Linked DNA regions of Homo sapiens: all the other regions are linked to region 5. Evidence: chromatin loops called from intact Hi-C (ENCODE). Cell type or tissue: CD4-positive, alpha-beta T cell. All regions are shown on one strand. Region 1 has its middle 13 kb from the start of SEC24C. Region 2 holds the start of CFAP70 (cilia and flagella associated protein 70). Region 3 holds the start of MRPS16 (mitochondrial ribosomal protein S16). Region 4 overlaps USP54 (ubiquitin specific peptidase 54). Region 5 has its middle 16 kb from the start of MYOZ1.

What was found. Peaks named below come from ENCODE experiments on the same cell type or tissue, not always from the same donor. Only the 100,000 strongest peaks of a DNase experiment are listed, where the experiment ranks them.
Region 1: a loop joins it to region 5, with 4 times the contacts of the local background. A loop is called at or near these places in 7 of 110 quality-filtered maps.
Region 2: a loop joins it to region 5, with 4 times the contacts of the local background. A loop is called at or near these places in 4 of 110 quality-filtered maps.
Region 3: a loop joins it to region 5, with 4 times the contacts of the local background. A loop is called at or near these places in 8 of 110 quality-filtered maps.
Region 4: a loop joins it to region 5, with 5 times the contacts of the local background. A loop is called at or near these places in 32 of 110 quality-filtered maps.

What each region holds. Positions count from the first base shown.
Region 1 is chr10:73,729,006-73,733,005 of GRCh38, reverse strand. It overlaps the pseudogene BMS1P4-AGAP5, the pseudogene BMS1P4, the pseudogene GLUD1P3 and the pseudogene DUSP8P5. Among named protein-coding and RNA genes, the nearest start is that of SEC24C, 13 kb to the left of the region's middle. RefSeq lists enhancers at 353-1,073, 2,454-2,703. In CD4-positive, alpha-beta T cell, no CTCF peak of the experiment used is centred here; DNase peaks (open chromatin) are centred at 2,485 and 3,065; H3K4me3 peaks cover 1,837 bases; H3K27ac peaks cover 1,869 bases.
Region 2 is chr10:73,356,881-73,360,880 of GRCh38, reverse strand. CFAP70 (cilia and flagella associated protein 70) reads left to right here and starts at 2,017. Exons shown (of 28, transcript NM_001367801.1): 1 at 2,017-2,103. RefSeq lists enhancers at 1,823-2,348, 2,193-2,412, 2,349-2,874. In CD4-positive, alpha-beta T cell, no CTCF peak of the experiment used is centred here; a DNase peak (open chromatin) is centred at 2,050; H3K4me3 peaks cover 1,252 bases; H3K27ac peaks cover 785 bases.
Region 3 is chr10:73,250,675-73,254,674 of GRCh38, reverse strand. It overlaps MRPS16 (mitochondrial ribosomal protein S16), which reads left to right and starts at 2,031. Exons shown (of 3, transcript NM_016065.4): 1 at 2,031-2,205; 2 at 2,652-2,912; 3 at 3,684-4,000. The coding sequence starts at 2,193. The coding sequence ends at 3,823. CFAP70 (cilia and flagella associated protein 70) reads left to right here. Exons shown (of 28, transcript NM_001367801.1): 28 at 620-913. The coding sequence ends at 700. The region is part of intron 2 of DNAJC9-AS1 (DNAJC9 and MRPS16 antisense RNA 1); the gene reads right to left. RefSeq lists enhancers at 1,636-1,895, 2,016-2,305, 1,745-2,312. In CD4-positive, alpha-beta T cell, no CTCF peak of the experiment used is centred here; DNase peaks (open chromatin) are centred at 1,344 and 1,994; H3K4me3 peaks cover 2,061 bases; H3K27ac peaks cover 1,868 bases.
Region 4 is chr10:73,527,733-73,531,732 of GRCh38, reverse strand. USP54 (ubiquitin specific peptidase 54) reads left to right here. Exons shown (of 24, transcript NM_001391956.1): 13 at 898-1,029; 14 at 1,210-1,590; 15 at 1,822-2,053. It also overlaps the pseudogene RNU6-883P. Among named protein-coding and RNA genes, the nearest start is that of PPP3CB, 34 kb to the right of the region's middle. RefSeq lists a silencer at 2,052-2,151 and an enhancer at 2,008-2,302. In CD4-positive, alpha-beta T cell, CTCF peaks have their summits at 2,008 and 2,212 (motif pointing left); a DNase peak (open chromatin) is centred at 2,172.
Region 5 is chr10:73,623,671-73,627,670 of GRCh38, reverse strand. It overlaps a transcript of USP54 not described here. Among named protein-coding and RNA genes, the nearest start is that of MYOZ1, 16 kb to the left of the region's middle. RefSeq lists an enhancer at 1,453-1,562 and a silencer at 1,733-1,982. In CD4-positive, alpha-beta T cell, no CTCF peak of the experiment used is centred here; DNase peaks (open chromatin) are centred at 1,020, 1,650 and 2,490; H3K4me3 peaks cover 1,920 bases; H3K27ac peaks cover 1,287 bases.

The DNA.
Region 1 (4,000 bases), 110 kb before region 5:
GCGAGAAGGAGCGCTTGAGGCGGTTGGTGTCCTGCAGGCGGTCAGAGGAGAGTACAGGCCGCGCAGCCCTGCTGCAGCGCGCAGGTGTCTGGGGGCGTGGGGGGCAGTGGGGGCTCCCCGCCCGCGCTCAGGCCGCCCTCCCTGGCAGCTGCACTCCCGGTGGCAGCGCTTTCTGAGGTAGGTGGTGGCAGCCATGGCAGCCGGGCCCCAGCCGCAGGGCTGGGCGGAGGCTCCGGCGTCCCTGAGGGGGTGCCCGCATCCCCCTGCACGGTGGCCAGCAGCTTCAGGCTGCGCTCCTACTCCAGCAGCTGGCCCAGGAAGTTGAAGTTGGGCGAGATGGACTGGCGCCTATCCTTCATGAACCTGTAGGTGTCGTCGGAGGATATGCCCATGGTCTTCATGATGTAGGCGATGGCGATGGTGGCAGAGTGGGAGATACCGACCAGACAGTGGACGATGACTTGGCAGCTGGACAGCTTGCCTTTACAGATGAACTCCATAGACTTGTCCAGCCAGGGCAGCAGCTTTTCACAGTAGTTGTCGTTGATGGGGACCCGCATGAAGCGGCTCTCGCAGATGAAGTCAGGCTTGGGGCAGGAGTTGCTGGCATTGAGGACGTAGCTTATTCCATTCTGTGTCGTCAGATCCTTGTTCAGAACGTCTTTCTGCGAGCCCAGGTAGAGGTGAGGCAGGATGAGGGTCAGGCTCACGCTAGGCACGGGCAGGCAGGGCTGGGAGAGGCTCATGGGTAGCAGGGCAGCAGGCTTGCCCTGGCAGAGGCTGGGGAAGCAGGAGGAGAAGGTGGCGAAGCCCCCCGTGAGGATGGCCACGCTGTCGAAGCAGCTGTCCAGCTTGCTCAGCAGGATGGAGAGGAAGCGGTCTGCGGCCAGCACACTGGCGTCCCGTGTGCTCTGGTCATAGACCACCATATCCTGTGGCTCAGTGGCCTCCATTTGGCTGCGTGTGGCCAGCCAGATGAACTCTGCAATGGTCACCTTGCCCTTCTGCAGCCGGCACTTCACCAGCTTGGAGCAGCAGATGTTGACGGAGCTGAGCACATGCCAGCTGTTGTACTCCAGGAAGGAGCGGCTGTAGATGACCAGGCACCCTAGGCCCGCCCCGCAGCAGGCTGGCCAGCTTCTTGGCGTCCATCATCTTCCTCGGGAGCCGGTCTCCGGCCATGGTGGGGCAATGGGTGGTGGGGAGGGTGACCCCTGACGTGAGGAGGGGTTGCTCGGATGGCCCAAGTGTGGCCTTGCACTGGGAGTGACCTAGCACATGGTGCCGGACCTCGTTAGCGCTCGCCTCGGGGGGCGTTCCGGGGGACCCGCGCTGCCCTCGCCAGCTCGGCTGCGCCGACCATGGGCCCTTTGGCGGGGGCCCGCGCAGCCAAGGCAGGGGCGGGGTCTCTAATATAGAGTTAATCAGTGCTCTTTACAACTTCTAAAAGATAATAGCTTATTTACTATCCTTCTACTATAATTTGGTCTTATTTATAGAATATGTTGAGGAATTGAAAACAAAGATCTAGACTTAAAATTCAATAAGCTCCTATAAAAAAAATCCCTCACATAAAAAAAGGCTATATATTAATTTAGACTAATTGAAAAATGATGCAGGTCTTAAAGAGGACAACTTAAAAAAAATCAGTTCTGATAAGGTATATTTCTATAGCATCTTAACAGTAACCATGTGAGTAAACATATTTCCCCAGAGTTCTCATTAGGTAGCAAGAAAGGCGATCACTTACCAACCACTGCACACTTGTATGTCATCAGGGAAGCCAAAGTTTTTACTTCATCTACACTCACATCAATGCTGTAATGGATATTTGGTGGTGTTTTTTTTAAAAATGTGTTGGGGTAGGTGAGAAAGAAGGGGATATATTTAGAACAAACTTCAGTAAGTTTCAAAAAAGAAAGCTACAAATTGAAAATATCCACTTTTTACATTTTACACCCAAGCTATGTCCAAAAACACTTGAAGCAGCTCATATGTCAGAACACCATAAAAAATGAATATAAAACGTTTAAAAAACTGCTAATAACAGTAACTATGATTTCACAAGACAAAAATCACTGTGCAATGAATTTTTTTACACTTTCCAGAAGGCTTTTTTATGTTCCTTTTACCTTTTGGTTTGGGTGACTCCGGGGTGGCCAGGACCAAATGTGTCTCCTTCTGGCTTTTTGCACCACACCAAGTAACCCGCGCCAGGCCGCACAGCTGCCCTGGCCTTGGGGAGGACTAAGGCAAGGGCGGTGTACGCTGCTCCGGAGTCCCACCGCAGGAGTTGAGGCAGCGAGTTCCGAGGGCGGGGTGGGGCGGAATCGGGAGGGATACGGACCCGGTGGAACGCACTGCGTAGACGGCGCCGGCGCCCGCACTCAGCTGTTGACAGTCTTTCTTCCAGCTCTCCCCTGAAAGTCGTCCAGGCGCCGGTCTCTTTTTTCTGCCTTTTTGTTTCCCTCCGGAGAGTCGGCGCGACGGTGAATTTCCGTTTCCGGTGGTGTCCAATCCGACCTGAGGAGTCACAGTTGTGAGCAAGTTCGGTGCCGCGGGCTGGGGTAGGCGGCAGTGGGGTCCCTGGCTTTGGGGCACTGGGAAGATCGCGAGTGGGAAGGTCCTCCCGCGGTCCTCCGGGTCATCTTTCCTCCTGAGGAGCAGCATATTTCGCATCTGCCGGAGGTGTGCCCGGGGTCGTTGGGAGAGTGACGGGATGAATTGCTGCAGAGAGCCCGGACGGGGAGGGAAGGTGTCGGGGAGACGTCGTTTCCTGGCGACGTGGTCCCGGCCGGCGACTTAGACCTGAGCCGAATCTGTTGACCCCAAATTGTGCTTTTCCCACCAAGAAGAAAAGGGAGAGAAACATTAGTACAAGTTCGGAACTAAAATATAGTAGAGAAGCAACATAACCTCGGAAATCACACAGCTGTTCGGTTTCAAAGCGTTCCTAGTGCCCAGCTCTCCTAACTCCCGGCCAGTGTTCCTTGACATATGGTGATATATAAAGACTTTCTGTTTCCGCTCGTGTGTGTGTCTGTGGGAAGCCTCTGACTCACTTCTGTGCCCCAGTAGCACCCTGTGCAGCCTTGCAATGTAGCCCTTATTGCATGGCACGGAAGATACTAGTTTGGATTTCCTCTGCAAGTCAGATCATAGCTATATCCATTTACTGGCACAGTGGCTAGCACATCATAGACAGACACAAACATTTACTAAACGGAATGAATACAGGACCTTAATTGAATGAAATGGCACCCTGCCCCGCTTTTTTCCAATCAAGCTGTCAGATTTTATGCAGCTGGATATCCTTAAAAAACTCACTAATTCAGTGATTACCAATTTATTGGCCACAGATTCCCAGGTACCTCAGAAATCACTGGAAGGGTCTCTGTAAGTCCATGGGGTCTCCAGGCATCATCTAGAACTAGTCATGTCTCACACATACAGATATTGCTATTTTTCTTTCTTTTTTTTTTTTTTTTTTTTTTTTTTTTTTTTTTTTTTTTTGAGACGGAGTCTCGCTCTGTCGCCCAGGCTGGAATGCAGTGGCGCAATCTTGGCTCGCTGCAAGCTCCGCCTCCGGGGTTCACGCCAGTCTCCTGCCTCAGCCTCCCGAGTAGCTGGGACTACAGGCGCCCGCCACTACGCCCAGCTAATTTTTTTTTTATATTTTTAGTAGAGACGGGGTTTCACCGTGTTAGCCAGGATGGTCTCGATCTCCTGACCTCGTGATCCACCCGCCTCGGCCTCCCAAAGTGCTGGGATTACAGGCGTGAGCCACCGTGCCCGGCCTCTAGATATTGCTATTTTTCAAATGTATGTAGAAGAGTTGTAATTTAGGAGTTTTGCAGAGTCAACAGGTACTAAAAGTAATACTGTGATCATGTTGGAAGTTCATAAAAGCATTTTAAATTTTTTATTAAAATTTAAGTTTTAGTTTAAGTTAGGAAACCACTTCATTAGTCCAGTTGATATCTAGGTCTGAGCTGTCCAG
Region 2 (4,000 bases), 270 kb after region 5:
TAAGTAGACCAAGATCATGAGCGATTTCTGGAAGAACAGCTCCCTATTAAAGACTTGGCCTAACCCAGCTTATTATGTAGAAAGAGTCTGTCATTTGCAAGTGGGATAGCTGTCTCAGTGCAAATTCACCCAAAACTCTCACTTGGGAAAAAAAATCCAGAGAGAAATCCTTACTCAGTAGTGCCACAGTAGTTTTATTTTGAGAACCTTTATTACCTGTAACACTGCAACTTTCAAAAAATATTTCTCAATATTTATAATGTTTCTTTATTCATATAAATAAAAATTTTAAAATTTGACTCTGGTAACTATTTCCTAAGCAAAGGGCTTCCCAGGGAGAGTGGTTATGCGTGTGTATATATTTTAATTGTTTTGAAATGATCTCGAATGTATAGAAAAGTTGCCCAAATCGTGTAAGGAAGTCCCATGTCCCCTGCACTCAGATTCCCAAATAGTTAACACTTTATTGCACTTGTTCCATTGCTCACTGTGTGTGTATGTGTGCAGGTGTGCATGCATGTGCATATGTGTGTGTACATGTGTATGTATCCCTTGTTAGTCTTTTTCTGGACCTTTTGAAAGTCAAGAGAGCAAATTGAAGAGATGGTGTCTCATCACTCCTAAACACACTAGTGTTTATTTTCCCCTAAACAGGGACACTCTCCTACCTAACAACAAACAAACTTCCACATCAGGAAATCAATATTGGTACAACACTACCATCCAATTCAGATGAGATTGGGCATGTTCGGGGTGGTATGCGATTCACAGAGCTAATTCACATTTTTCCCACCGTCCTAACAATGTTGTTTTCCTTTCTGGTCCAGAATGCTATACAGAGATACATATTGAATTTAGTTGTCATATAACCTCAGTCAGAGACAGTTCCCAGTCTTTCTTGTCCTTGGATGGTCTACAACCTGAGTTCCTTTCATGGTAGGAAAACCAAAAAGGATGCTTTGTGTGTGTGTGTGTGTTTTTTTTTAGTGTGTTTCACCAGGAGGCTCACAATGTAGACTCCTCCCAACACTGGTGATGTTAACCATGATCACCTGATCATGTTGGTTGCGTCCATTCACTGTTTCCCCCTCTGTAATCAAGTAGTATTCCATGGAAGCATTCCAAAATCACGCCAGTATTCTATGCCTCATAGAACATCTACCCACCAGCCTTAGCGTCCATTGAAGACTCCTGCCTGAGTCATCCTCCTCAGTAGTTGTCAAATGGTAGTTCTCTATTTCCATCCTTCTCGCTACACTTCTGGGTTGGCATCCTACTTTGAAAGAGTTTTCCTTTTTCTCTGTATCAACACGGACTTGCATATTCCTATTTTATTCAATGGGTTGTAATCCGTTATCGTCGTTGTTTACTTCATGCTCAAATTGTCCCTTATTTGGCCCATGGGAGTCCCTTCAAGCTGGCTCTTAACACTGCAACAATTTAAAGTATATATACTGCTAAAATTCATCCGTGTTGTGTGTATGGCTGCAGTTCATTAACTTTGACTGCTTGTAATATGCCATTTTGTGAATATGCCACAGTTTATTGGTCCACTCATCCACTATTCCTTCGACGGGCACTTGGGTTGTTTCCAGGTTATTGCTATTGTGTTTTGCTATTCTAGCTCTTTAATGTTAAATTTTGAATATTAAAAATTTGTATTAACATCATAAACTTCAGGTCTGTTTATTGTACAAATATTGAGCACCTAGAAGCAGGGTCATTTTGCACTCTCATCAACAGGGCGTGACGGGCTCATTTAAAAAATATTGCATATTTCACGGAGAAATATTTAAATGATGTTTTCAAATCAGTTTAATAAAGGCCTTTTTCTTTAAACTTCCTTTTGCTTTTTTCCCTCCTATTATAGAGAAATATTGAAATCAAAGAGTCGAGAAAGCAAAATGTAAAGGTGGAAACCTATGCACTTAAACCCAACTCTTGGCAAGGTAAAGCATCCGCGGAAACAGCAGGCTCTCGAAGTGAGGAGGCTGCAGCCGGCGCTAGGGCGCAGGCGCAGAAGCTCAGCGTCTCGCTCCCTGCTCCCGGCCCCAGAGGGTTATCGCGAGTCTTGGAATAAACTTGCTCGTGCGATGGCCAAAAGTAAGTTCTCGCGAGAGGTAGTTGGTTGCTATAGTTGTCAAAAACATAACTGAGGCTGCTGCAGGTAAGACAGTGATCCCTCCTGAAGAAACTCTCTCTTCCCGGCCTCCCCACCTCAGCCCTGCGGCCACACCACAGCCGTCACCCCGATCTTCTGCTCCCTTAGCTAAGGCCAGGCTGAAAACCCCGATATTTAGACCGAAAAGCCGCTGGCCCGGCCAGGTGCGGACTCTGCCGCCAACCCCAGCCCGGCGACCTCCACAGGAGCGCGGACGTAGACCTTCCTTTACCGCTTCTCGTCGGAGGCCTCCTCATTCTGCGCTGACTGCGCTTGTCCCCAGACCAGACTCAGTCACATCGCCTCCTTCGTCTAACCTTTTTCTCACTGGACTCTCCCCTTGCAGCTTCTTCCGAGCAGATGACAAGAAATGCGTGCCTTGCCGGGGGCAACAAGAGTCCCCACCCTAGCTGCCCTGACTATAACTTTAGTCCTATATCTTGCATTCATAATTCAAACACGACGCGAACGCCTGTTGTGTACAAGACATGGTGCCAGGCACTCTGGGCCCGTAAATATGCGTGAGACAGGTTACATGCCTTCAAGGGTGTAAATGAGCTCTCAGGACAAACGCTGCATATTAATAATACCATTTGTGCAGTGCTTCATACTTAAAAAGCTTTAATATCTTAGGGGATATTCACAATAAATGTGAAACAGGTTGGAAGTTATCCATTTTACAGAAGGTGAAACTGAGGCTTAGAGAAGTTAGGCATTTGCCTAGGGGCACATAGTTGTTAAGTAGGAAAGGTCTTTTGAATACCCAGTCTTCATAAACAGGACAGCTTGTGGTAATGCCACAAAAGACGTGTAAAGTGCTAAATGAATTCAGAGGAAAGGCAAGTTTTTCCGACTGGGAAGCTTCATGGACTAGGAAGCATTTGAGCTGGATTTTAAAGGATGAGTAGGATTTGCTGTAGAGACGGAGTGAGGAGAAAGGGAGAGATAATTCCAGGGGGAAGGAAAAATGCAAAGGTTCAAAAGCGACTAAATGCAGGTAATCTTTGAAAAATACTAAGCAAGAGCATAAGCTAGAAGAGGGGAGTTGACTGGCACTGCAAGATCCTAGAAAGCCCTGAATGTAGTACTACATTTAACTACAGTTAAACTGTAGTGTTACAGTTTATTTGGTAGGTGAGAGGGAACAAGACAGTGATACGATCAGATCTGTACTTTAATAAGGTATTTATCTGCTTGTCTCTTCTCATTTTCTCCCTATTTCTTCTTACTCCACCACTGCAAGCTACTTGCTACTTGCTATGTGTGTTGTTTTGCCTCTGAACGTTTTAAAATCTGTTCCCTTTCTTGGAATATCCTTCCCTTTATTAAGACATAGTTCCAGCGTACTTCCTCCAAGATTTTCCTGGCATGCATATGTATTCTCAAATCCAGCTAGGTCCCAGCTTCATTCAGCACTTCCTTGCTGTATGACTGCTGGTAAGATAACAAACTTCTCTGAAGCTCAATTTTTTTCAATCAAATAGAGATTTAAGAATCTCTTAGAAGGGAGGCTACATTTAAGATAATAAATGCGAAGCACACTTGGCACACTGGCTATAATCAGTTAATTTCCTTGCTTCTCTCATTCTTTTTATTTGTAAAAGAAAAAATAAATTTCCACCCCCCTTTTCCTCCCTGTGTGTTTCACTCCTCCCTTCTTTCCTCTGTCAGAGCACCTGTCTCACAGATTATGACTCCTGGTCTAGTTACACGTCTCTCGTCCTCACTAGATTTTAAATTTCTTGAGGTTAGAGAGTTCACATCTTATCTCTTGTATCCTCAGCACCCATCACAGTGCCAAGCTTAACAAGTTTTTTCAATGAGCAATTCTGACAAAAG
Region 3 (4,000 bases), 370 kb after region 5:
GGCTTCTCCAGGTGTCCTACCCAATGACTTTAGTTTACATTTCATTGGGTGGCAATTGGTCATGACTACCTCTAGCTGCATGGGAAGCAGGAAAATGTGGCTTTTTAGCTGACTGCATTACTGCCTTGAAAAGAAATTAAGATTTTGTTAGTAAGAAAAAATAGGTATTCTGTAGGCTCCTAGATGTCTCTACTACATATCTAGATTCTAAAACTAAAACCAGATCTAATATAAGCCTATGATTTCTGTCTCTGATTCCCTGATATCACTTGCCAGATGGGAATACTATGCATTAGCCAAGAGATGCTGGTAATAATGTGAACACTTTTTAAAAATAAAAAAAGTAAATTTTAATGAAGTTATCTTACAAAAAAATGTACAAATCATGACCGTGCATAGTGCTTGATGAATTTTCACAAAGTAAACATATCCATGTAACCAGGACAAGGTTCTAAGGTCTTCTACTGGAGTTTTCATGAAGTAGGGAAATAGGAAGAGCCAATTCCATCCCAGGGAACTATGTTCTTTAGCCGTAGCCCCACAAAAGAGGGGTCTTCAAAGCCACATAAAGTATATCACGTATGACATATATCTTTCCCTTTCTTCCTCTTTCATGTAGCTGAAATTGAAAGATGAGGCTCTGCTTGCAGAGATCCACACACTACAGGAAACAGTTGGCTTTGGAAATCCATCTTTCTGATACCCCTCCAGCTGAACAATTTTCTGCATGGGACTCTGAGTTCCTTTCCTTCCCAGAGAGTTTTACCGTATGAAGCCTGGAGCTGGAGAACGAAAGAATCTTCACTATAAACAGAGACCCATTCATTTATTTCCATTGGCTGTGTTACTGGATGTTTTACTGGTTGACGAGAAACTGGGTCACAATAAAAAAATGGAGATATGAAACTCAAAATTCATCAGCATGGTTCTGGAGTTAACGTATACTGAGTTACATGTAGGTATTTAGTTATATAAATAACTATAGTGTAATTGCTATAATAATTATATGGCATATATATACATACAATAAAATTAAGGTATAGTGGGGTCATTATTAGGGTTTCTGATGAAAGCTTATTGGATCACTCCTGGAGGAAGTCAGGTGCTAAGGTTTCTGGACAGGTTCAGTTAACTGAAATACAGGAATTAAGGCATCATTTTCAAAGGTGGCCCTGGAGGAAGACTGCTATGCTGGGTCACTGTATTAGGGCAAAGAGCATGCTAGCCCTTTGGAACTAACAGTAAACGAAAAAGCTGAACAGAGAGGTCTTTGCTGAAGGTGGAGCTATTGACACCTTCTCACCAAACACAGGCATCTTCATGGATCTAAACCACTAGGGCTCCAAGGAGACACCGTTACCCTCATCACCGAGGTCATATTCTAGGGCTACAGATAAAAAAAAAAAAAATCATACTTCACCTCTGCCCTGGATCACAGCACGGCAAAAGCAGGAATAACCCCTCCTTTTTTTTTTAAGGTGTGACTGCCTCGATAGGGGTGGGACGACAACAGGAGAAAAGGTGAGAGGTAAATTAATTTTGGTTAACGAGAAGGATAAAGTAAAATCTAGTCACTTACAATCCTTCTCCTAGTCTCGGCCCTGACACTACCTCCTCTGTGAAGTCTTCCTTAGCAAGCACTAGGTTTGCCTTCTCTGCTCGCTGTCCTTGCGCTGAGTACTACTGATCGCGCTAGTTTCTCTGCTGTCATCTCACGGTCTCCCCAGCGGACTGTGAGCTCCACGAGGAAAGAACAGCGCCCTTTAGTATTTGCGTTCTCAGCGTTGCGCCTCGGCACCAACGCTTGCAAGATGGATGGCTTTTGTAGCACTTTCCTTGGCGCGCCTGGGATTCGCCTAAAACTTCTGACTCCAGCAGGGACTCACAAGTCTGAGAGGGATCGCACCGCCACTCCCACAAGACACCACGAGAAACGCCTCTTTTGCAGCAGTTTAAGGTACGTTAGGGGTCACCGTGTTGCATTGTGGGAAGTATAGGGCGGCAAGCGGAGGAGGCGTGGCGAGCGGATCATCCGCTTCCGGAGTCGAGGTTTTCGGGCTTGTACCGCTTGGCGGTGCGGCCTGGTGTCGGCTTGCAGGTTCTTTCTGTGTTTGTTCTCTGCCCTGCCAAGGCCGTAGAGCTGGTGCGTGCGGGTAGCGGGGCTCTCCGAGGAGCCGCACGCCGGCGGCACCATGGTCCACCTCAGTGAGTCATCGGGCCACCGCGAGACGTTCCGGGCGGTCACGGGGCTCGGGAGTTCGGGGCCGGGTGGGGAGAGCTCTCCCAGGCGCGATGGAGGCAACCCGAACCTGAAGCAGCCACACTGCCTTACATTTGATCCTTCTCTCAGTTTTTTCCCCACTTAATCACCGCTGAAAAATTTCCACCCCATTGAAGCAGCTAAGGCTCCGACAAGGTCACAGAGCCTAGTGAATGGCAAGCCCATGCGGGGTGGGTTTGGGTATGAGGAGGAGGTCATTGCTGGCTGGACTGGCCAAGAGGGGTTTCACAAAGAAGAGTAGCATCTAAACTGGATTGACAGGAATGGATTGGAAGTGAGACATTTCAGTGGGAAAAGGGAATTGTGCCGTCTGTGTCATTTTGTCCTTTTTGTGCTGTTTTTTGTGTCCTAACCAGCTGCTTTTCTACAGCTACTCTCCTCTGCAAGGCCTACCGTGGGGGCCACTTAACCATCCGCCTTGCCCTGGGTGGCTGCACCAATCGGCCGTTCTACCGCATTGTGGCTGCTCACAACAAGTGTCCCAGGGATGGCCGTTTCGTAGAGCAGCTGGGCTCCTATGATCCATTGCCCAACAGTCATGGAGAAAAACTCGTTGCCCTCAACCTAGACAGGATCCGTCATTGGATTGGCTGCGGGGCCCACCTCTCTAAGCCTATGGAAAAGCTTCTGGGTAACTCAGCTCTGGTCTTACCTTATTGAGGGGATTTTAAACTGAAGTCAGCTCCAGGACAGTAGGTGTAAGAATGATTTTCGGCTGGGCACGGTGGCTCACGCCTGTAATCTCAGCGCTTTGGGAGGCCGAGGCGGGCGGATCACCTGAGGTCAAGAGTTTGAGACCAGAGTGGCCAACATGGTGAAACGCTGTCTCTACTAAAAATAAAAAAAAAAAATTAGTTGGGCGTGGTGACACGCACCTGTAGTCTCAGCTACTGGGGAGGCTGAGGCAGGAGAATCGCTTGAACCCAGGAGGCGGAGGTTGCAGTGAGCCAAGATCGCGTCACTGCACTCCAGTCTGGGCAACAGAGGGCGATTCCATCTCAAAGAAAAAAAAAAAAGAGTTATTTCATTCCCTCTAGGCTGTTCAGGACTGAAGTGGGAGCTGAAGTTGTGATCTAATTGGCATTTTGAATCTGGAGGCCCCTTTTGTGGACTCCTTTGTAAGACTTTGGGTGACTGGTATTTTATGCTAAAAATAGGAATAGTATGTTTTGAATGGCCATCTGTCAGTTTACGTTTTTTAAAGTAAGGGGAATATTGTTAGGGAAGTAGACATCCACTGTCTCCTTGCCGGGGAGAAGTAGTACAGAGTTTGGCAAGTGAGGAGCATGGTTTGCATCCATGCACTGGGTCAGATCTCAGACCTCAGTTCTGTGAGACAGAGTTCCTAGGGAAGCATTGGCTTATACTGTGTTATAATAAGTGAAAAATCTGTTACTTTTAGGTCTTGCTGGCTTTTTCCCTCTGCATCCTATGATGATCACAAATGCTGAGAGACTGCGAAGGAAACGGGCACGTGAAGTCCTGTTAGCTTCTCAGAAAACAGATGCAGAAGCTACAGATACAGAGGCTACAGAAACATAAATGAGCTGACTTTAGTGAGCATAGCAGTGGGAACAAGGTCAAGGTCCTTTTGAAACACTGCAGCGATCTTAATTTTGTTAGATTTGGAGTTCAATAAATGGAGTATCCTGAGTTGCCCTTGCTCTTCTGGCCTGGCCTGCACAGGGCCCAGGGAGAGATTTGTTCTTGTGTGACTTA
Region 4 (4,000 bases), 96 kb after region 5:
CTGGATGGAGCCAAGTTTCGTGAAGATGGGTTGGGGATAGGAATGAGAATCAAAGTTGAAATGCCCTTTAAATGATCCACAATTAAGGAAAGCTTGGAACTGGGTCTTAAAGCCATATAAAATCAGACCTCTTGTGGGCAAAGTCTGGAGTATCCAGGATAATACCAGATGTACTGAAAATCAGACTTTATTTGATATGTGTTGCTAAATAAATAAAAGGAAAACTCTGTCTTCAATTTATGAGAGTGAAAGTATATGGCTACCTGACATTTTTATATAATCTTTAAAACTTTTGCCTTTAAAAAGTTACCTAGAAACATGTCATTAGTCCTTCTGGGTCACTGGGGAAGATTAGGAGTGGGATTGAGATTGGTCATTGCTCAGGAGACATTGTAAATTTGGATGCTCCCAGCTTCTCTGCATTTATCTTTTTTTTTTTTTTTTGAGACAGTCTTGCTCTGTCGTCCAGGCTGGAGTGCAGTGGCGTGATCTCGGCTCACTGCAACCTCCTGGGTTCAAGTGATTCTAATGCCTTAGCCTCTCAGTAGCTGGGACTACAGGCACATGCCACCATGCCGGACTAATTTTTGTATTTTTAGTAGAGACAGGGTTTTGCCATGTTGGTCAGTCTGGTCTCGAACTCCTGGCCTCAAGTGATCTGCCCGCCTTAGCCTCCCAAAGTGCTGCAATTATAGGTGTGAGTCACTGCACCTGGCCCTTCTCTGCATTTATCTACTGGGAGGTTCCTACACTGAAATCAGATAGCCTATGCCCTACAGCTTCTGTTCCATGGGTACTCTAAATTTGTGGCACTCCCAAAGGGAGATTAGGTAGGTTCTCAGGAGGGTGGAGGTTAGTCTCAGATACCAGCTTACCCCAATTTCCTTGTTTTTTCAGGACACCTGACTGATAGTGAATGTAATCAGAAACACACATCCAAGAAAGGGTCACTGATAGAGCGCAAGAGGAGCTCTGGTCGGGTTAGGAGGAAAGGCGATGAGCCCCAGGCCTCGGGATACCACAGTGAAGGCAAGCCCTTCTGCACTGCTTCTCTTTCTCCTTCATTCACTCTATCAAACTTCTGTCATGCTCCAGACTGTTGGCTTCTCCTTTCTGTTCAGAGGGCTTTTCTTTGCTTTTTCGACATTGGGGTCTAGTATCCATGATCACTTTAAACATCTATATTTCTTTCATTCTTTGTGTTTTTAGGAGAAACACTGAAAGAGAAGCAGGCTCCTAGAAATGCCTCCAAACCATCCAGCAGCACCAACAGGCTGAGAGATTTTAAAGAGACAGTCAGCAATATGATCCATAACAGACCATCCCTGGCTTCTCAGACCAATGTAGGCTCTCACTGCAGGGGCAGAGGAGGAGACCAGCCTGACAAAAAACCTCCTAGGACCCTGCCTTTACACTCTCGTGACTGGGAAATAGAGAGTACCAGCAGTGAGTCAAAATCCAGTTCTTCCAGCAAGTATCGTCCCACATGGAGACCCAAACGAGAATCTCTGAATATTGACAGTATCTTTAGTAAGGACAAAAGGAAGCACTGTGGCTATACCCAGCTTAGCCCCTTTTCTGAGGATTCAGGTGAGGAGATAATTAGGGAAGAATTGGGCTTTTGAATAAAGTTGATTTATGTCTTTTTAAAACCTGGGTTTTTTGGTACATCTGGCAAGGGGCACTTTTACTCTGATGTCGGGTGTTTTAGGGATATGAGTTCAGTGAATAAGTAGCTAGAGGGAGGAGCTAGTTAGGTCTTGATTTTAGGCAAATGCTAAATCTACCTCATTTTCCATACCTGTCTTTTGATTGGGATAGCTAAAGAATTTATACCAGATGAACCAAGCAAGCCACCTTCTTACGACATTAAATTTGGTGGACCAAGCCCCCAGTACAAGCGCTGGGGCCCAGCACGGCCAGGCTCTCACCTTTTAGAGCAGCACCCCCGACTAATCCAGCGAATGGAATCTGGCTATGAAAGCAGTGAGAGGAACAGCAGCAGCCCTGTCAGCCTGGATGCAGCCCTGCCTGAGAGCTCAAATGTCTACAGGTATTGTTTGGCCTTTGAACAGCAACATTGTCTCTTGCAGCAATGTGAGCCACCTACTTGGGGCTTTCAGGCATGGCTGAGACAAGTGGAGGGATGGCCTTTGCTATTATCTCTATGTGCTCTTTCAACTTCCTATAACAACAGCACCCTCTGCTGGAAGAACAGAGGCACTTGAGAAAGGAGAGAGAACTTTCTATTTGAAATACAGTTATCATGTATAAAATAATTTTAAAAAATTAGGTTCAGGGGGCATATGTGCAGGTTTGTTAGGATAAACTTGTGTCATAGGAGTTCATTGTACAGATTATTTTGTTACCCACATATTAAGCTAGTACTCACTAATTATTTTTCCTGATCCTTTCTTTCCTCCCACCCTCCACCCTCCGATAGGCCTGTGTCTGTTGTTCCCCTCTGTGTGTTCATGTGTCCTCACCATGTAGCTCCCACTTATAAGTGACAATATGCTGTATTTGGTTTTCTGTTCCTGTCTTAGTTTGCTAAGGATAATGAAATAATTGTTTAGTGCTTGCTTTGGTAGCACATATACTAAAATTGGAACAATACAGAGAAGATTAGCATGGCTCCTGCTCAAAGGTGGCACAAAAATTTGTGAAGATTTCTGTATTTTTCAGATATGTAGGATAAACAAGTCTAGGGATCTAATGTAAAACATGACTACAATTAATAAAATTGTACTGCATATGAGATTCATGGTAAATGAGTAGATTTTAACTCCTCTTGCCACAAAAACAAAAAAAATGGGTAACTATATGAGATGATGGGTATATTAATTTCCTTCAATTATAGTAACCATTTTACTGTCTCTATGTATCTCATAACATCATGTTGTATACCTTAAATATACACAGTAAAAAAATGTATTAAAGAACAGATTAGGTCAGGCATGTTGGCTCACGCCTGTAATCCCAGGCTAGCACAAAAATTAGTGAGGCATGGTGGTGGGCGTCTGTAATCCCAATTACTTGGGAGGCTAAGGCAGGAGAATCGCTGGAATCCAGGAGGTGGAGGTGGTAATGAGCCGAGCTCGTGCCATGGCAACTCCAGCCTAGGCGACAGAGCAAGGCTCCATCTCAAAAAAAAAAAAAAGAAACAAAAACGGACTAGGCCTGCCGCAGTAGCTCACGCTTGTAATCCCAGCACTTTGGGAGGCCGAGGCGGGTGGATCACGACGTCAGAAGTTCGTGACCAGCCTGGCCAACATGGTGAAACCCCGTCTCTACTAAAGATACAAAAACAAAAATTAGCCGGGCGTGGTGGTGGGAGCCTGTAATCCCAGCTACTTGGGAGGCTGAGGCAGGAGAATTACTTGAACCCAGGAGGTGGACGTTGCAGTGAGCCAAGATCGTGCCATTGCACTCCAGTCTGGGCAACAGAGTGAAACTCCATCTCAAAAAAACAAACAAACAAAAAAAGAATGTATTAGTGGGCCAGGCGCGGTGGCTCATGCCTGTAATCCTAGCACTTTGGGAGGCCGAGCTGGGTGGATCACAAGGTCAGGAGATCGAGAACATCTTGGCCAACATGGTGAAACCCCGTCTCTACTAAAAACACAAAAATTAGCTGGGCATGGTGGCGCGCACCTCTAGTCCCAGCTACTCTGGAGGCTGAGGCAGGAGAATCACTTGAACCCGGGAGGCGGAGTTTGCAGTGAGCCAAGATCACGTCACTGCACTCCAGCCTGGGTGACAAGAGCGAAACTCCATCTCAAAAAGAATGGATTAGTGAATTAAAACTTATGTAATACTAAAATCAGAGAAGAAGCCCAAATGTTATTTTGGGACAGTGTTTTGTTGTCGTTGCTTTTTTTTTTTTTTTTTTTTTGGTATCGATGGGGTTTCATCATTTTGCCCAGGCTTGTCTTGAACTCCTGGGCTCAAGTGATTTACCCACCTCAGCCTCCCAGAGTACTGAGATTATAGGTGTGAG
Region 5 (4,000 bases):
TCCTACTCACAGACATCTTGTTTGGCATCACTGTGTTTTAAAACTCAGGAAAAGTGGCTCTTTTAGATAGGAGTTTGTAGTCTCCAGTGGGTCCTAGTCCCTATGTCAGGTCATCTTTTATTGTTACTTGCCTAGCCTCTGCAGCCATTTGAGTTAGCAATTTCAAGAGTTTCTTTTACATACACCACACACCCATGATACCACCCCCCGGACATCTAGAGAGCTCATTCATTACTCTAGAGTCTAGGACTGCGCTGTCCGATACTCTCGTCACTAGTTGCATGTGGCTCTTGAGCTCTTTAAATGCTCCCAGTCCTTAATGAGATGTGCTCCAAGTATAAACACCAAATTTTGAAAACTTAGTACGAAAGAAAGAATGTAAGTTATCTTGTTAATAACATTGGTTATATGTTGAAATGATATTTTGATCTCTCTCACACTCTTTCTTGAGGCAGAGTCTGGCTCTGTTTGATGGAGTGCAGTGGTGTGATCATAGCTCACTGCAACCTCCACCTCCCAGCTCAAGGGATTCTCCCACTTTATCCTCCCGAGTTGCTGGGACTACAGACGCGTGCCACTATGCCCGGCTCATTTTTTTTTTTTCTTTTTTGAGACGAAGTCTCGCTCTGTCGCCAGGCTGGAGTGCAGTGGTGTGATCTTGGCTCACTGCAGCCTCCAACTCCCTGGTTCAAGCAATTCTCCTGCCTCAGCCTCCCGAGTAGCTGGGATTACAGGCACACGCCACCACGCCCAGCTAATTTTTGTATTTTTAGTAGAGACGGGGTTTCACAATGTTGGTCAGGATGGTCTCGATCTCCTGACCTCGTGATCTGCCCGCCTCGGCCTCTCAAGTGCTGGGATTACAGGCGTGAGCCACAGCGCCCGGCCGACCAATGTTCTTTACATCCACCTTCTGTTCTAGATGCTGTTCAATTAGTCTGCTTTTATAGTTGTCTGAGAGCAGAGAGAAAAAGCCCCACAACTAAGTGCTGAGAGTCACCAAGTAAGGGGGACGTGGCCACAAGGCAGGAAACAAGAAGTCCAAAATTCAAATCACACACCAACGCGGTTCCTTTCTGCATCCAAGGTCAATAAAAAAAAATTTTTTTTTTGGTAACTTCCTATATTGCTGGAGCGAACTGATGGAGCAGGGCACCTGTGGACAAACGTTTTTATGAAGCCAAATACCATTTACAAACCAGGGTGGGGAAAGAACGATGAAAAGTTCTTGATGGAAGGGAATGAGGAGATGGGAAGGTCAGTTTCTGGCTTGCCCTCTGTCTCCAACTACTCCGCCTGGAGAAGGAAAATGCTGGGAAAATGAATCTTCGGCTAAAGACGACGCTGCTCTAAGTTTGAGGCAACTGGGAAAAGAAGGCCATATCCCTAAAGTTATCCCAGTTTAGGGTCTGCCACGCTAAGTTTCCTCAGCCCCGACGGACGCGGTCCCGCCTGCAATCGTTTTCCGACTCCTGGCCAACTCAAGCTTCATCCTCGCCTGCGCCCCACCTCCACGCCTGTCCGGGACACCCGTGAAACGCCTTGAAGCCGCCATTTTAAACAGTGCTATCGCGAGATATACTTCGCTGTTTCCAGCCTGACTCATTTACTTTCTTGCGAGAGTCTCTTCTCGTGTGCTCTCGCCATGGCCAAGGAAAGTGTCGCGAGAGCTGGTTGCCTTGGCTCCCTGTAGCTATAGCAGCCGCGGCGGTTAAGTATGCGGCGCCAGGAGCTGTGAGTGCGACACCCTCAGGGGGGCGGGGCCGGGGGTAACGGGGTGCAGGGGGTAGCGCCTGGGGAGGGGGTGCGGGGAAGGTTAGGTCGCGGGAGGAATGGACCTGAGTGTGACGTGTGGGGCAGGACCTGGGTCCTGTGGGTACAGGGACGCGGCGCCGGTCTGCTCTAGGGCACGCGGGGAGGACTAGAGCTGCTGGGAGGTCCAGGGGGAGGGACCCGGGTGTAATGGGGTTCAGGGGGCGCGGGCTGGAGCGTGGAGGGGTGTGTGTGTTGGGAGCAGGGTGTTTACGGAGACTCGGAACTGGATAAAGGGACCAGGCTACATTGGGAAAGAAGTGGGAAGAAATGGGGTACAGCGACGAGGAGGGTATGTTGAATGAGAGCACAGACGCTGGGCCCAGTTTGCTTTTCACTGGTTAGAGGGGTGGAGGGAGGAGAAGGGATCAGACCTTTACAGATCCCCCGGCTCTGCCTGAGGCTAGTCGGGGACCGCGCGCCGGGACCTGGGTCCTAAATGGCCGTGGCGGGAATGGTGGCGTCCCAGATCGTCGCCGCCTCCTTTCCCTCTTTCCGGAGAGATACCCCACGGACACTCTTGAGATGCGAACGGAGAGTCCTGGTGAACTAGTATTAGTTGGGAAGGTTCTTTTCGCTGAGAAACTACGAGTAGGATAATGAATGATTGCTACTCTAAAATAAAGCGCAGGGTAGGGGGGCGGGAGAGAGCGATTCTTGAGAAGAAAAAAACACTAAGGTTGCTTCCTCTGAAGCGTATTGAGTTGGAAGAAGGGGGTGTGTGCTAAGCTTACGTTTCTTCCCAGACTCATTCAAGTGTACAATTTCTTTACGGTGTGCTTATGAAATACCTGGAAGGTAGTCAGGTTAGATGGTATGGTGAAAAAATGTGCAATACGACACTTAAACCTTCCGCAAATGTAACTTAAAAAACAATTTTTTTTTAATTGCAGCAGCAGGCTGAACACTAAATCTAGGGATAGTTTTAGTTATTTGGATGTAAAACCTGGTGTTCCTAAAGTGTGCTTATCAAGCTATTTGCCTTTTAAGAAATGAATGAGATTTTATTTTAGGAGACAGAACATGTTTTGAATGTCTCAATGTTGAAATAAAAGATGTCTCTCAGGAGTTAAAAATCACAGAGGGGAAAACATCTAGTCTTTGAGTCTTAAGGACTGTTTTCTGGAAACAGGTGTGGACCACTTTGCTGGTTAACTGTTATTTGTAGTGAAAACAATGGCTTCAAGTCAGGCATAAAAATAATTTATTTCAATCGACAGATACAAGTTTTCTGATCATTTTTCTATCTTTTGTAGGTATACATTTGAAAGGGATAACTCTCTTGTGATTATATAACTGGATTTTTTTATGTTGAGGTTCACAAATGCATTAATTAGAATAATGGCTTTTTGGCTGGGCGCGGTGACTCACGCCTGTAATTCCAGCACTTTGGGAGACCGAGGCGGGCAGACTGCTTGAGGTGAGGAGTTCGAGACCAGCCTGGCTAACATGGTGAAACCCCCCCCCCCCGTCTCTACTAAAAAAATATAAAAATTAGCCGGGCCTGGTGGCGCGCGCCTGCAATCCCAGCTACTCGGAAAGCTGAGGCAGGAGAATCGCTTGAACCCCGGAGGGGAAGGTTGCAGTAAGCCGAGATCGCACCATTGCACTCCAGTCTGGGCGACAGAGCGAGACTCCGTCTCAAAAAAAAAAAAAAAAATACATATATATATATATATATATATATATATATATATATGGCTTTTAAAAATCCTTCTTCAGCTGGTCTTAATGTGGTTAGTCACTGAACCCATTTATTTGATATATGTTAGAGTAAAACCTAATTTGTAATGTCAGCAGCTAAACATTAAAGTAGAAGTGCTTTTCTGATGCAAGATAAAGCTTTGTGTGGTGGTTGAGTCCAAAAGATTTCTGCATGAATCCAATAACAAGCTCTACTGAACTCCTGTTATGTGTAAAGTACTGTGTAAGGCATTGCAGTGAAAAAAGATTAATTCATTTAGCCACTTAATATTTATTGAGACCTATTTTGTGTCTGATTGCTAAGCCTTCAGGATACAAATACAGGTAGAACTCGATCTTTGCCTTGGAATTGCTCAGACCCTGTGAGGGCAGACTGATAGAGAAAAAAATACTTACAATGTAATAAGCACAATATATGAACATGAAAGTATGAGACAAGGTTCTGCCCCTGAAGAGTTTATATAGTAGTTGACAGGACAAAGAA